2 separate regions of the Homo sapiens genome follow, and region 2 is linked to region 1. A link is a contact called in ENCODE Hi-C data. All regions are on one chromosome and are shown on one strand. Each heading gives the region's core, a stretch centred on a gene start or an enhancer-like site at or near the end of the contact. The rest is flanking DNA. Distances are from core to core; before and after follow the strand shown. Region 1 has its middle 83 kb from the start of LINC00922. Region 2 has its middle 97 kb from the start of CDH5.

What was found. A loop is a pair of places that touch in the nucleus more often than their neighbours do. Pooled maps may share reads with other maps.
Region 2: a map of A673 shows a loop between it and region 1 (3-fold over the local background). The contact joins two enhancer-like sites. A Hi-C loop is called at or near these places in 5 of 168 maps with a recorded cell type or tissue (A673, IMR-90, PC-3 and 2 more) and 2 of 50 pooled maps.

Annotation. Positions count from the first base shown.
Region 1 is chr16:65,655,675-65,662,453 of GRCh38, forward strand. No RefSeq gene overlaps it. Among named protein-coding and RNA genes, the nearest start is that of LINC00922, 83 kb to the left of the region's middle. RefSeq lists enhancers at 440-939, 2,031-3,230. Within about 2 kb of position 2,802, at least 4 of the 41 ENCODE cell types and tissues checked have a DNase peak (open chromatin) inside an H3K27ac peak, as active enhancers do; they include A673, where a contact is called at or near this core.
Region 2 is chr16:66,266,420-66,273,198 of GRCh38, forward strand. No RefSeq gene overlaps it. Among named protein-coding and RNA genes, the nearest start is that of CDH5, 97 kb to the right of the region's middle. Within about 2 kb of position 3,937, at least 11 of the 41 ENCODE cell types and tissues checked have a DNase peak (open chromatin) inside an H3K27ac peak, as active enhancers do; they include A673, where a contact is called at or near this core.

The sequences.
Region 1 (6,779 bases), core at 1,552-4,051:
GTTGAGCCAGTTCACTCCAGCGTGGGCAGCAGACACTCCAGCCCCAGCTATGTCTGCCACTCTCTGAGTCTCCTTCCTTGCCTCTCTCCTTCCCGTTTAATTTCAAACTCTCACATTTCTTGTGCATTTCTCCTCTTAAGGACAGAGACACTGGGTCATTCTGTAATGTGCTGGAAAAATCCACAATCCTTAATAAAAAGGCAGGCAGAACCTTTCTTCCCCACAGCAGGGGTAGCTGAGCAGTGCTTGGCCAGGCAGAGGGAGGGCCATCTCTTTATCCCCTCCCCTTCCCTTGTCCCCCAGGGGGTACGTTCCTGGAAGCACTAATGGTTCTTAAGTTTAGGCAGTGTCCAGCTGTGAAGTGAGGCTCCATTCTTCAAAGAAGTCAGCAGCCACCTGCTCTGCAGGAGACAGGGGAGAAATCGAACCCTCAACTAGAGAGACAGTGGGTGGTACACTCTGGCTGCTGGCTGCAGCCACCTGCCTCCCATCCGTGCAGCTGGGACTGATGGACCCAACCAAGAGGTTCAGCCCAGCCCCTGGAAGAAAAGCTGGCCCCTCCCAGAGGGCATGACTTCCTACTTGTCAACCTAGAACTTCACCATTGTCATTGACCCTGATCCCAAGCCTCCTCCTGAGAACTCAGTTTCTTCCTCGTGCCAATGACAGCTGCAGCCTATGTCCTAAAAAACTGAGTCCCTAGACATCTGCCGACCTAGAGATAAAGCCCTTTGTCCCCCTTGCCTTCACTGTCCCCTGTGTAGGAAATGCATCCCACCCCTACTCATGGGCCCTATTCAGGAGTCCCTGTTCCTGCTGCCTAAGCTCCCCAGTCCAAGTCACAGACAGCAGTCTCCTCCTGCAGTCTCCTTGCCTGACAACCTGCCCTGACACCACCCTAACACCGAGGGGGCCTCCTGAAGCTGACTGCTCACCTGAGCCCCACTACCTATGACCAGGCTTCCTAATTCCTCAGGTACCTCAGTGGTCCTGTCCACAGGGTGGCTGGGAGGCTGCAGTGAGATGGAGAGGTAGAGCGATGCCTCAATGCCCACACATGTCCATGGTGGGGACCATTGTTGTTGCTGGTGTTTTGCTCTTGTTGAGGGCAGATTTGGCAGCCGTGTATCCCTCACCCCCAGCTCCCACTTCAATCCTGGAGCACACAATGTGCCCCTAAGACATTGCCCAGCTGGAGACAGGCAGACAAGCCTAGATTTGAGTCCAGACAGACTTGAGTTTGAATCTAAGCTCGCTTATTATCTGTGTGACTTAGAGCAAAATCACTTAACCCCTGGAGCCTCCGTTTGTTCCTCTATAAAGCCTCCCCTGTGGGTTTCGTGGGATAATGAAATGAGATGACATAGGAAACAAACCTGGCACTTTTAGGCATTGAAAAGAACCCTGTACTCGTGCCTGTCCTGTCTTCTGGAAAAGTAGGCAGAGCCACCTGGCTTTGATCCAAGACCACCCCAGGGATTTCCCCAGGAAAAGACTTCAGATGCTTTCCCCAAAGGGAACCACAAATGCCGGCAACACACCCGAATCTGCCTCCTTCACAGGCCTGGGGATGTGTTTGATGTAATCAACAATTGCCTATGCCTGTGAGCTGAATCCCGACACATAGGCTCACTTCCGACAACGTGCATATGTTCCTCCAAATTAAATGGGAGCCTGGGGAGCAAATGACTTTTATCAGGATGTGGGGTCAAGAACTGCCCTCCTGCTCTCCTACAATGGGTTATTTACAACTGTGTGTTTCTCCCAGTGCTGCTTGTCAGCTGCTAATAGCATCCTATTAAGAAAGAACTGGAAGGAAGGACAGCAGAGGCCTCCACCAGCCCCTGCCCACTGAGAAGGGGCTGAGACAAAGTGCAGGGTGAAGTGGAAAAATTCAGGCTCTGAGGTCTGACTGCTGGGGCTTGATTTCCAGCTTACTAGTTTGGGACTCTGGGCAAGTAACTTTATCTCTTTTGAGCCTCTGTTTCTTCATCTGTAAAATGGCCATTATAACATTATGAGAGACAGCAGTGCGGCAAAGTGAATGGCATGGTGCTGACATTCCACAATGCTGAGCAACATTAAAATTAGCTGGAGTTGAATGAGCAGTACATGAGCTCTGGGGTGTTCTGTAATGGAAAGAGATGGAAGGCAATGGCAAGAGAAAGCACCTACTCTGTGCTACTTTTACATATGCTATTGTATTTAATCCTCAAAACAAGCCAAAGATGTGGGTACATTATTGCCATTCTTTTTTTCCCTCTTGAGATGGAGACTTGCTCTGTCTCCCAGGCTGGAGTGCAGTGGTGAGATCTCAGCTCACGGCAACCTCCACCTCGCAGGTTCAAGCGATTCTCCTGCCTCCACCTCCCGAGTAGCTGGGATTACAGGCACATGCCACCACACCTGGCTAATTTTTTGTATTTTTAGTAAAGACGGGGTTTCACCATGTTGGCCAGGCTGGTCTCGAACTCCTGACCTCATGATCCTCCTGCATCAGCCTCCCAAAGTGCTGGGATTATAGGCGTGAACCACCACTCCCAGCCATTATTGCCATTCTAAGGGAGATGACTGAAAGGCTCAGAGAGGTTAAGTGACAGATTGAAATCTGCATCAATAGCAAGGGATGTGCAGCCACATGCTTATGCCTCCTGAGCACCTCTTTTTGCCAGCATACTGGGGGTGCTGCAGGAGGACTGGGAATTCACAGGTGGGCTGGGCTGCTGCCTGGACAACCTTCAAAGGAGACAGGAAATGAGAAAATGGGGCTGACTCACTAAGTCAGGACACCCGTCCAGGACAAACCCGGAAGACTCATGAGCAGGCCCGCAGGCAGTTCCTCATTACCACATCCCACTGCTTGGAGCAGACAACAGCAAGGGAAGCCATCTGGAGGTTAGGTCAATGCAGCTAGGTCTGCCAGAATGATCCAGATCAAAAAGCCTGCACATTCCAGCTCAGCCTTTTTCCAGGGTCTAGCCAAGTCTCCAGCCCTTCCTGCATTCCATTCCCTGTGCCTGGAACACTCGACTTCCTTTGGTTTGGCCAGTTCCTACCTGTACTGCAGGTCTCTTGTGTAACATGCACTTCCCTGAATCCTTACTGGAATATCCAGTGTGGATGAGCTACTTGGTCCTGGGCTCTCACAGCATCCTGCATTCTGCCTGTCCTACAGACCTACTCTCTATCTGACTGGCTGCCTTCTGTCCGGGCTCTAAGCTCCAAGAGGAGAAGGACTGTGTCTGTTTTGCTACCATACAGTGTTGTTAATATCAGTATCCAATGATTTCATCATTAAAGGAGATGATGTGTGAAATCCTTAGGACACTGCATGATGATGTGTACATGGGTAAGGAGTGATGATGGAGGTGGCCCAGCTGCAGTTCTTTGCAGTATTGTAGGATATAAGCTGTTTATGGACATGCTTCTGAATTGATTCATTTGTGCATTTTTGGCACCAGGCACTGCTATACACACAAAAAATCCAACAAGTGCCAGATGATACCACAAGTGGCAGGTGATTCACTGGTGAGACAGGGTGCCCCGGGAACTCAAAGGCAAAGTGTGGATCTTTTTACCTGGAACCAGCAGGAAAGGCTTGTCTGACAAACATAAGGTGGGACTTTCTGGACATTGGAGAATCATTATAAAAGAGGCACAGGGGAGCAGTTAGTGAAATTTAAAGCAGTTCAGTTCAAGAATTATAGCATATTCACACATTTTACCAAAGCCCCAAGAACACCAACATCTTGACCATGGAGAAGGTGCAGAGGGATGGACTCAAAACTTCATCCCTGCCCTGTTTCCTTCTTGGTTGGGAGTCTAGGTTGGCTGCACTGCAACCTCTGCCTAGTGTTTAAATCCTGAGTTTTGGTGAGTATTGTTATCATTGACAGTTTCTGAGACAACTGCAGCCCTCTGCTTCCTGCTGTGGCTGAAACATGACAAATAGAGAACTTCCCTGGGGAGGGGGTTGCTTCAGGGAACCCGTCCCAGGCTGAGACTGTCTTCCTCAAACCGCCCATCTCCCCCCAGAATGCCCTTCCTTCTTATTCAGGTATGATTTTTAAAATGACCAGGCTTTGAGCTAAAAATACAAATGCTTTATGTTCCTCCATGGGGGGAAAAATAAGACAAGAGAATCTATGAAAGTAACAAGGAATTTCATCCTTCAGTGGACTTTAGAATGGATATTTTAGACTCAGCCATCCATAAACATCGGGTAATATCATACTCTTGTAGTGCAGAATGAATTCCACAGAACGGGCCACAAATCTGCATTAGACCAGCAAGGGGGGCTCTCTGCGAGCGAGCGTTCAAAGATCTAAGGGATGACTGGAACCCTCTGTGCCCAGCTAAACAGATTTCACAGGCAAGAGCCCATCAACCAAATAGCACCAACCCTGGGCAACATTCTGCTAGGCCTGTGTAGAGGGGAGAACGCAGGCCATTAGCTCGGGCAGCTGGAGTCAGCTGGGGACTTAGAGCCGAAATCCTGCTCATGTCAGACCCTGCTTGTGACCTGCCCTGGATCCCAGTGACTACACGGCTTGCAAGGCCCTGGATGACCTGGTACCAGCTGCTGCCTCTGCATGATCCTACCACCCCGCTTCAATTCTGGGATTGTGGCATCCTGTCCTCCTCTCTCCATCCTCCAGAAGCCCCAGGATACCTCACTTGCCATTCGCTGGGCCTGCCTCAGTCCTTCCCCAGGCTTTCAGTGCTGAGCTTCATCATCACACCCTCTAGGAAGCTCCCTTGATCCCCAGTATGGATTAGCTGCCTTTTCTGCAGTGACATGTTGATTCCAGGCAATAAATGCCAAGCCTTTCACATGCTCGGTGCCACCTTTCTCTCCAGCCTCGTCCTCGCCCAGGCATCCTCCCCTGCTGCATTAGCCAAGCTCCCTGATACATACTCACATCTGGGGCTTCTGCCAAACTGATGAGTCCCTCTTCCCTGAGCCTGCCAAGATCCTTCTCTTGTCTGAGCCACTGTCCATGCAACGCCCCTCGGGACATCCTCACCTTTGTCAAACTGAATTAAAGAATTAAAGCCTCCTCCTCAGCCTCCTTCAAAAATCAGCTCAAATATCACTTCTTCCCAGAAGCCTCCCCTTACCAGGACCTGCAGAACTGTTCTCCCCTACCTGTGCCCCTCCCCTTGGCCCCTGATGCCCCTCACATCTCCTCCTTGCCTCAGCAGCAGTTTACCCCCAAGCATGTCCCCAAGTGAACAGATAAGCATCTATCTCAGCTGGGCCTAAACCACCCTTAATATCTCTGGTATCTGCATAGCTCCCAACACACGGAAACTTACCACACTCTGAAATGAACAATAAAATAAAAGGGCTTCCTTCTCCTGCTTTTCTGAGCTAGTAACTTTATCAAGAAGAAGAGGCTTGCTGTGGCTGAAGGTACCATAGCCTTTACTTCTACCCCTGCACTCTCTTTAGGATCAAAGAGCAAGGCAAATACTGCCCCAAATTGATTGCGTCCAAATGCAACCATCTCCTGCCATTTTAGATTTGGGAAAAGGAGGTACAGTATGTTTCATAAAGCCAGCATCATGCTGGATTTGCAATATCTACCAAGCCCCCCTGCTAATTGTTCTACTTTCCTTATCTCTTTTACGCCTCACAACAACCTGATGAGCTAAGTTCAATTGCTCTCATCTACAGAGCAGGAAACAGACAATGAGAGTTTAGGTCTCTGCCTGGCCAGGTCACGAGAATGCTTGATCATCAAGCTGGCTTGCAGGCTTTGAGCTCCAGGGGCCTAGGTCCAGAGCTGGAGTTTGGGACTGCCACACTATCCCCACCTCTCTCCATTGGGATTTCTTCGGCACGTATTTGGATTCTGTTGGAGCTCAGAGAGATTGCACAGCCTGTACACACTTAGATCAACTTGTCAGTGGCAGGGCTCGCTCACAACAGATCTTTTTCATCCCTCCTCCCTCGACTCATGAGGCTGACAGAGTGGTATATTGGATTTCCAAAGGCATCTTTCAGTAGAAAAAATATTTTCTTTTGATCACCCTCTCTCTTCCCAAAGTTGCAAAGGTGGGAGATCAAGTTGCCAACTGGAATTCCATTCATCAAGGAGATAAATATCAGCTATCTACTCCCCCAGTGCCACCATCAAAGAGCACATGTCAGCGGGTTGGCAGCTAGTGGCTGGCAGGACAAGGAGGCCTGAGACCGAGACTGGGGAGGGGCCTGTGTTTGAATCCAGTCTCTGCTACTACCCTCCCATGTGACCTTCGGCAAGCCACATCTCCTCTTTTGGCTTTTGTTTCTCCGTCTGGAAAGCAAATGTGGGTTCCATGAACAACTAAGTTGACCAAATAAATGAACTGATGAATGAATGAATGAATGATACAGTACAATGAGCCATTTTTCTGCTCTAAGAAACTATGACTCTAAAATATTTTTCTAAAGCAGAGTTCATTCTGTTGGCCAAGCCAGAACCCCAATCATCTGCAGTAGGACCAGCATCTAAGTTTCACATTATACCCACAATCTCTCTTTAATTGAGAGGGTGATTTAAAGCACCAGGACTTTAGACCCAAAGAGCAATGTGAGGTCTGTGAATGGTAAGCCTCTCCTTTCTCTCTTCCCATTTAAACCCAGCTCCAGCTCCATTCACCCACAGGCAGCCAGCATGGTGCAAGGGGCTTTCTGCAGCTGGGGCAGTTGACTTGAGCACAGCTGACCTCTCAAGGTCTCCCCTGGCTCCAGATCCTCTGATTCAATAATAGTCCCTGTGAATAACAGATCT
Region 2 (6,779 bases), core at 2,687-5,186, 610 kb after region 1:
AGGCTGGAATACGAGCAGTTTTCAGTATGTATTTTTAGGACCCTGTACAGGCCTGAAGTTCCTTTGATGAGTTTAGAAACAAAAACATGTGTGTGTGGTATGTTTGCTTGATTTAGACATGGGTGTGACTGGAGTTAAAACAGCTTCCCCGTTTGGATTTTGTGATTTGTTGGGAAAAGCCAGAATGTTCTTCAGAACAAAAAGACATTCCTGGCCCCCATCACCACCGCCCCATCCATCTTCCTTTCTTTTGTTTCTCCTTGGTCTTCCTTCCCTGTTCTGAGTAGGCGGCTCAGTCTCTGAGCAATCAGACCCCACCCCCACCCCGTGAGGTCCCTCCAAGTGTAGCATCCAGCCCCGACCGCAGCCTACGCCTCGCCCCAGCAGCTGCAGACAATTGCATCCAGATGTGCATGCAGTGGGCCGGCCAGGAACTGCCCTGGCGGCCACCACTGGAGAGCCCAGCAGTGACAGCTCAGCCTCGGGGCCAGCAGGCTCCCAGGACCCCCACTCACCTCCCAGCAGACGTTCCTCGCAAACCCCATCAGGAAACGCTCCAGAAAGATCGGGCTATTCGTTCGGGGCTCTGCGGGGCTGACCCTGAGCACTCACACCCCATCCCACATGCTGTCCAGGCATGCTCACTGGCTCTGATCCCCACAGGAAGAACTCGCCCAGCTTAGGGACCGGGTTTTCCTGGACTGTGGGGGAGCGTATGTGTCCACGTTGCAGCCAGGCATGGACCGTGGGTCTGAACAGGCAGAGACCTCTGAGACCACAGGGCTGTGGTTTCTTCCCTGCATCTGGATCCTCGTAAGGTGGCCAGGCAGAAACCACAAGCCACATACCTTCCTACACACCTTCTCTCCTAGGACCCCTGCAAGGGTCCTGTTGAGCAGATGTTACCAGCCCACTTCTGGATAAGCCCAACGAGCTCAGAAATCTTCAAGAAGCAACTGGACCAGTGGGAAATGCAGGTCTGGGTGATTCCAGCCTGAGGCCTGAGACTGAGCCCAGTTTCCTCAGGCTCCAGACAACTGGGTGGCCAGGACCCGGCCGGTCAGCCCCATCTGGGGTGGTCAGGGTGGGGCACAGATGCTGAAAGTCGCTCCCACTGTGCACAGGTGGGGCCCTGGCTGAGGCAGGTCAGGACCTCGTGACCTGTTACCCCCCCCCCACACACACACAACCACACACACAACCATTCATACCCATGGAGAAACTGGGCACAATCGTAGACACACAAGTCTCACACAAGCTGACATATATGCGGGTTGACCCACAAACACACACACACACACACACACTGCCTGCTGGGCTGGTCTGGCAGGGCCTGGGGTAGGTCAGTCCTTTGAGGGGAAGGGCAGCTGCTCTTGTATTTCTGCCTGGGTCCCCCCGAAGGCAACAAGATATCAGCCCTTGAGTCTGGACTCTGGCCAAGGGGAGAGGGGACAGAAGGAATGAGAGTTAGAAGAGAGCAACGCAGCAGAAGAGGAGAGGGAGAAGAGAACAAAAGGAAAAGGAGGGAAGGAGGAGGGGGAAGAGATGAGGAAGAGCAGAGAAGGAAGGGTGCATGAGGAAGAGGGAAGCGGGGAAAGGAGGACAGGGAATGGGACAGGGGAAGGAGAGAGTGCAGGAGTAGGCCCTCTCGTAAGCCCCAGCGAGGGCAAAAAACATAATCTCCAGGTCTGGAATCAGACACATAATACATTGGACTTCTATGAGCACGTGTGACCTTATGCAAGTTACTCAACATCTCTCAGCCTCAGTTTCTTTTTCTCTAAAATGGAGATAATACAGTAGCCCCTTTCATAGAGAGGCATAGAACATATTGAACAGTCCCAGGTACATGGGAGAGCTTGATAAGGTTGCAAGAAAGATGGAACAGGTACTGGAGGCCCGAGCAAAGTCATATGCTTCCCGTATCCGGCCCGTGGTGAGTGCTTGGAGGATTTAACTGCTGTTATTTCTAATACTGCCGTCATCTTCCTCACATGCCAGGCACTGCTCCAAGTGTCTTTGTATCTATTACCTCATCTGACCTGCCAACAACCTTACAAGTGATTAGACTCATGATCCCTATTTTATAGATGGGTTAGGCAGAGGCCCAGAGAGGTTGAAAAACGACTTGTTCAAAGACACACAGCTGGCAAGTGGTGAAGCCAGCATACAGGATGGTCTCCAAAGCTTACATTTGCAACTGTCACTACAGGGCACAGTATTTCCTGTTTAAATCATGATTTTTAAAAATTAAAGTAAATGGCAGAGCATGGTGGCTCATGCCTGTAATCCCAGCACCTTGGGAGGCTGAGGCAGGCAGATCACCTAAGGTGAGGAGTTCGAGGCCAACCTGACCAATATGGTGAAACCCCGTCTCTACTAAAAATACAAAAATTAGCCGGGCATGGTGGTGGGTGTCTGTAATCCCAGCTACTTGGGAGGCTGAGGCAGGAGAATCACTTCAGCTGGGGAGGCGGAGGTTGCAGTGAGCCGAGATCACACCACTGCACTCCAGCCTGGGCAACAAGAGCGAGACTCCGTCTCAAAACAAAAAGAAAAAATAAAGTAAACAAGGTGGGATCCTAATAACCAACATTTATTGAGCATGTGCCATGTGCCAGGCCCTGTGCAGAATGTTTATGTCCTTGAATGCTCACAATGACCTCAAGAAATACATAGTATTAATATTTTTAATGAGGAAACAGAAGCACAGAAGGGTTAGGTAATTTGCTCAGGGTCACCAGCCAGGAAGAGAAGGACCCAAGTTCAAGCTCAGGTAGTGCTCCCAGAGACATCCTCTTCACCACTCAGCTAGAGATAGATCAACCTCATATTGTGATATTGAACAGTCTCTAAGATACATTTTTAAAATATATTTTAAGTCAAAAGCAAGGTATAGAGCAGCCTGTCTACGGTGCTATATTTTCTAAAGGAGACATATGGCCTGACACGTTTTTCTCTGCACAGAGTATCTGGAAAGCTATGTAGGAAGCTTGTACCAATTGCTGCCTGCAGGAAGAGGAACTGGGAGGCTGGGGTCAAGGAGGCAGAGAGATGCAGCACTTTTAGACCCTTTCCATATTTTATCCCTGCCTTTAAAAGGATGAATGTGTAGCGTCCCTTTCAGAAAGAAATGATTTTCACTCCTTGGTCAGTTTCATGGAGACATGGTGTTAGCTGGTATTTCCAGAGGGTACTCCCTGCTCAGGACTCGGGTTACGGGGAGGCCCGAATTTCTGTGTGATCTGTCACCCTCCAGTTGGAAATGACCCTCTCATTGTTGACAGCACACTAGAACAAGTTTGTCCAACTTGCGGCCTGCGGCCCAAGGTGAGTTCAGGGTTCCAACAATCAAGTCAAAGATGCCTGGAGGGAGGGAGGGAGGGAGGGAGGGGGCTGGGGGCAGCAGGATAGACCCTGCACTGCACAGGAAAGCAGGTCCCCTCTGCGGAGGGGAGACCCGGAATCAAACCAAGAGTCCTCTGCTGAACCAGCAGTTAGAGAGAGGGAGGGAGGGGAGACAGGGAGGGAGGGAGAGAAGAGGAAGGGAGGGAGACAGGGAAGCAGGGGGAGGGAGAGCCCCAGGAAGAACGGAAAGCAGGAAGGAGGGAGGGAGGGAAGAAGAGAGACGAGGAGGGAGGGGAGGGAGAGAGAGAGGGAGGGGGGAGGTAAGGCCCCAGGAAGGAGGGAGGGAGGGAGAAAGGAAGAAAAGAAGGAAGGGAGGACGGGAGGGAGGGAGGGAGAAGCAGAGGAGAGGGAAACGAAGAGAGAAAGGAGAGGGTGGAAGAAAGGAAAAATGGAGGGAGAGGAAGGGGAGAAAATGAAGGAGGGAGGGAGGAAAGCAGCCTTCTCTGGTGCTGAGATCAGAGGGATCTCAGCCGGGATCTGGCTGAGTGCGGCACCGAGTTCAGGGCCCAGTGACTGAGAAGAGAAACCTGAAGGCCTCGAGCTGAGGAGCTGCCACGCGGGCGGCAGGCGGTGCCACTTTGCAGAAGCGCAAACTGAGGCCAGAGGGGCAGCGGATCTCAGCTGGGTCCCCACGCTCGGCAGGAGACCGGGTGCTCCCCGCGGGGCCTGTGAGCGGGCCGCCAGGGCTGGGCTGGGGGTGGCAGCGCCGAACCGGGAGCGCAGCGCAGGGTCCGGGTTCGCTGGGAGGCCGGCGGCGGCCGCGTGGCCACAGCGCCCCCTGGCGGCTACGGGAGTCCTGCACGCAGCGGCCGCGTCTCCACGCCTTCCTGGAGCAGAAGGTTGCCTGCCCGCTGCGTGGCCCCCGGGTTCCCAGACAGCCCGCCCCGTCCCTAGCGCTCCGAAATGGCTGCCACCTGGCGTCTGGCCTGGGCAAACGAGGTATCCCATCTGTATGTATTTAAAAGCGGACAGCAGGGTGCCCGCTGCTGTCACCCCACCGCCTAAAGAGGATAGACACTTATCTTCCCCTAAATGTGTAATTAGCAATTCCAGTGTGACCCCTCTCCTCATCGGACTTTAGTTCAAACTCAGGCAGCGGAAGCCATGTCCTTTTTCTGTGTGAAATTTAGGATTCCAAAAGGACAGCCCCTGCCGTCTGCACTGCCCACCCTAGTAACAGCTCACACCTTCCCATCCTGGCTTCCCTGGATCTAAGCACTTCTCAGGCGTTAGTCCTCACCTCAGACCGATTATTATCCCCTCCTGGGCGAGGTAACTGAGACACAGAGAGAGATTAAGGAACTCACCCAAAACCACACAGGTAGAGGGGAAGCTAGGATTTTAACCCAGGCAGCCTTGATTGCAAAAGAGAAAAGGGGAGAAAAGGAATGAGAGGGGGCAGAAAGAGAAAATTTACTTCTAAGACAAGGCAGTGCTGGAGCGCGTCTGCCTCCATTTTGTGTGAGGGGTCTAGGAAGCCTTATTAGAAGTCTCCCAGCTCCTTTCCAGAGCCTGGCATCAGGATGAGGCAGTGAGGCGGGGAGCCCCAGACTGGGCTCACACACAGGGAGCTGCCCAGGCCAAGGTTTGGGCAGCTGAATGGAGGGAGAGGAGTTCTGCCCGCCCCACCCCATCCCATGCACCCAGGCCTCTCTATCTCTGCTGGCCTGGGGATGGGTCCACCAGGGTAGAGGTAAGCAGGTTTTGGAGAAGAATGCATCATGGAGCTTATGCCTGTCTAGGTGACTTCTCCAAGCCTCAGAAGATGCCCGTGGCACAGTGACTCACTGTGGCTTCAGATTCAGCTCTGGCCCTCCCTTCTCTCGAGCCCCACCCTTGGAAGAAATGCAAGGACAGAAACTTCACTGAACTCCTGATTTTTGTGCCTGGCCCCAAAGACAAGGGGGCTAGGGTCTGTGCATTCCAGAGACTTCCTCTTAGCTGAGATCTGAAATCCCCAAGTTTTCCAGTCAAGCTGTTGTAAACCCGTCCAGATCTCTGCGCACCTCCTCCCGGTGGCCTGCAGACTGCAGAGCTGAGCCCAGAGGCCCAGTTCAGTGGGCAGGCTACAGGGGAGGGAGGGGAACCAGAGCCAGAAGGAGAGGGGCGTCTCTGAGACTGGGCTCCCACATTCACCTGGAATCATCTTTGAAGTGGAAAGATTAACACGGGATTCAGTTTCCCCTTTGTGAATGAGTGGTGTTGGAAACTACACAGAGATTCCTCTGTGCCGGTCAGGCCCTGCAACCCCAGGACCAAGAGAGGGATGAATCTTGATAAAACCTTGGGATGGAGAAAGGCAAGAAGGGTGCCATTCACACACACCCCATCAGTCTCATTGTTCCCTGCCATTACCACTACCCTGGAGAAGGACACCAAACAGCTGCTTATTAAAACACATTACCTGAGGCCAGGCTTGGTGACTCACATGTCCAATCCATGACAGGCAGGTTGCTTGAGGCCAGGAGTTCGAGACCAGCCTGGCCAACACGGCAAAACCTCATCTCTACTAAAAATACAAAAATTAGCCGGACGTGGTGGTGCATGCCTGTAGTCCCAGCTTTCTGGGAGGCTTAGGCATGAGAATTGCTTCAACCCGGGAGGCGGAGGTTGCAGTGAGCCAACATGGTGCTACTGCATTCCAGCCTGGGTGATAAAGCAAGACTCTGTCTCAAAAATAAAAATAAAAATAAACACATTACCTGAGCCGCTGAATGTGTCAACACTCAGATGGACTCGCTCTTTCTTTGTAAATGGCTGGACCTTGGTGCAAGGCATGCTGGGAACTTGGATCTGTGGGGACGGGGGTCTGGGGAGCCCCTGACACCTTCCTGGAACAGGCCATGCTCCTCCCACCAGCCTCAGGCCCTTTGCATGTGTGGCTCGCTCTGCCTCGACTGCTCTCCCCCTACCCCTTTCACCCATGACACAATGAGTCTTTCTTCAGCAGCAAGAAAAATGGTTTCTTCTCCAGGAAGCTTTTCCCGAGCCTAGTGTAAAGCTCTAAGGCAGCAGGGGTCAGGTGGCTTATGTGGGGTTCCCAGAAGGCACAGCCTGAGATAAGACTGGAGTGCAGGTTGTTTATTTGGGAGAGGTTCCCAGACAGCAAGAGTGAAGGATTGAGGGAAAATGGCATAGGGAGGAGTAAGATCATTAAAAGTTGTGTTGCGGTCATCAATGCTTTGGGCAACAGAGGCTCAGTGCAGCTGGGACCTCCTGACAAGCAGCATGAAGTCCCCAGAATCAGTCCCCTAAAGGCCAAGAGCCTGGAGCATTCATCCACCAGCTCCCAGCCCTCATTGGCTGAGAGCTTCCCCGGACAAGATTCATGCCCTGTATTGACTGCATTTTCTTATTTTCTGTATTCCTGA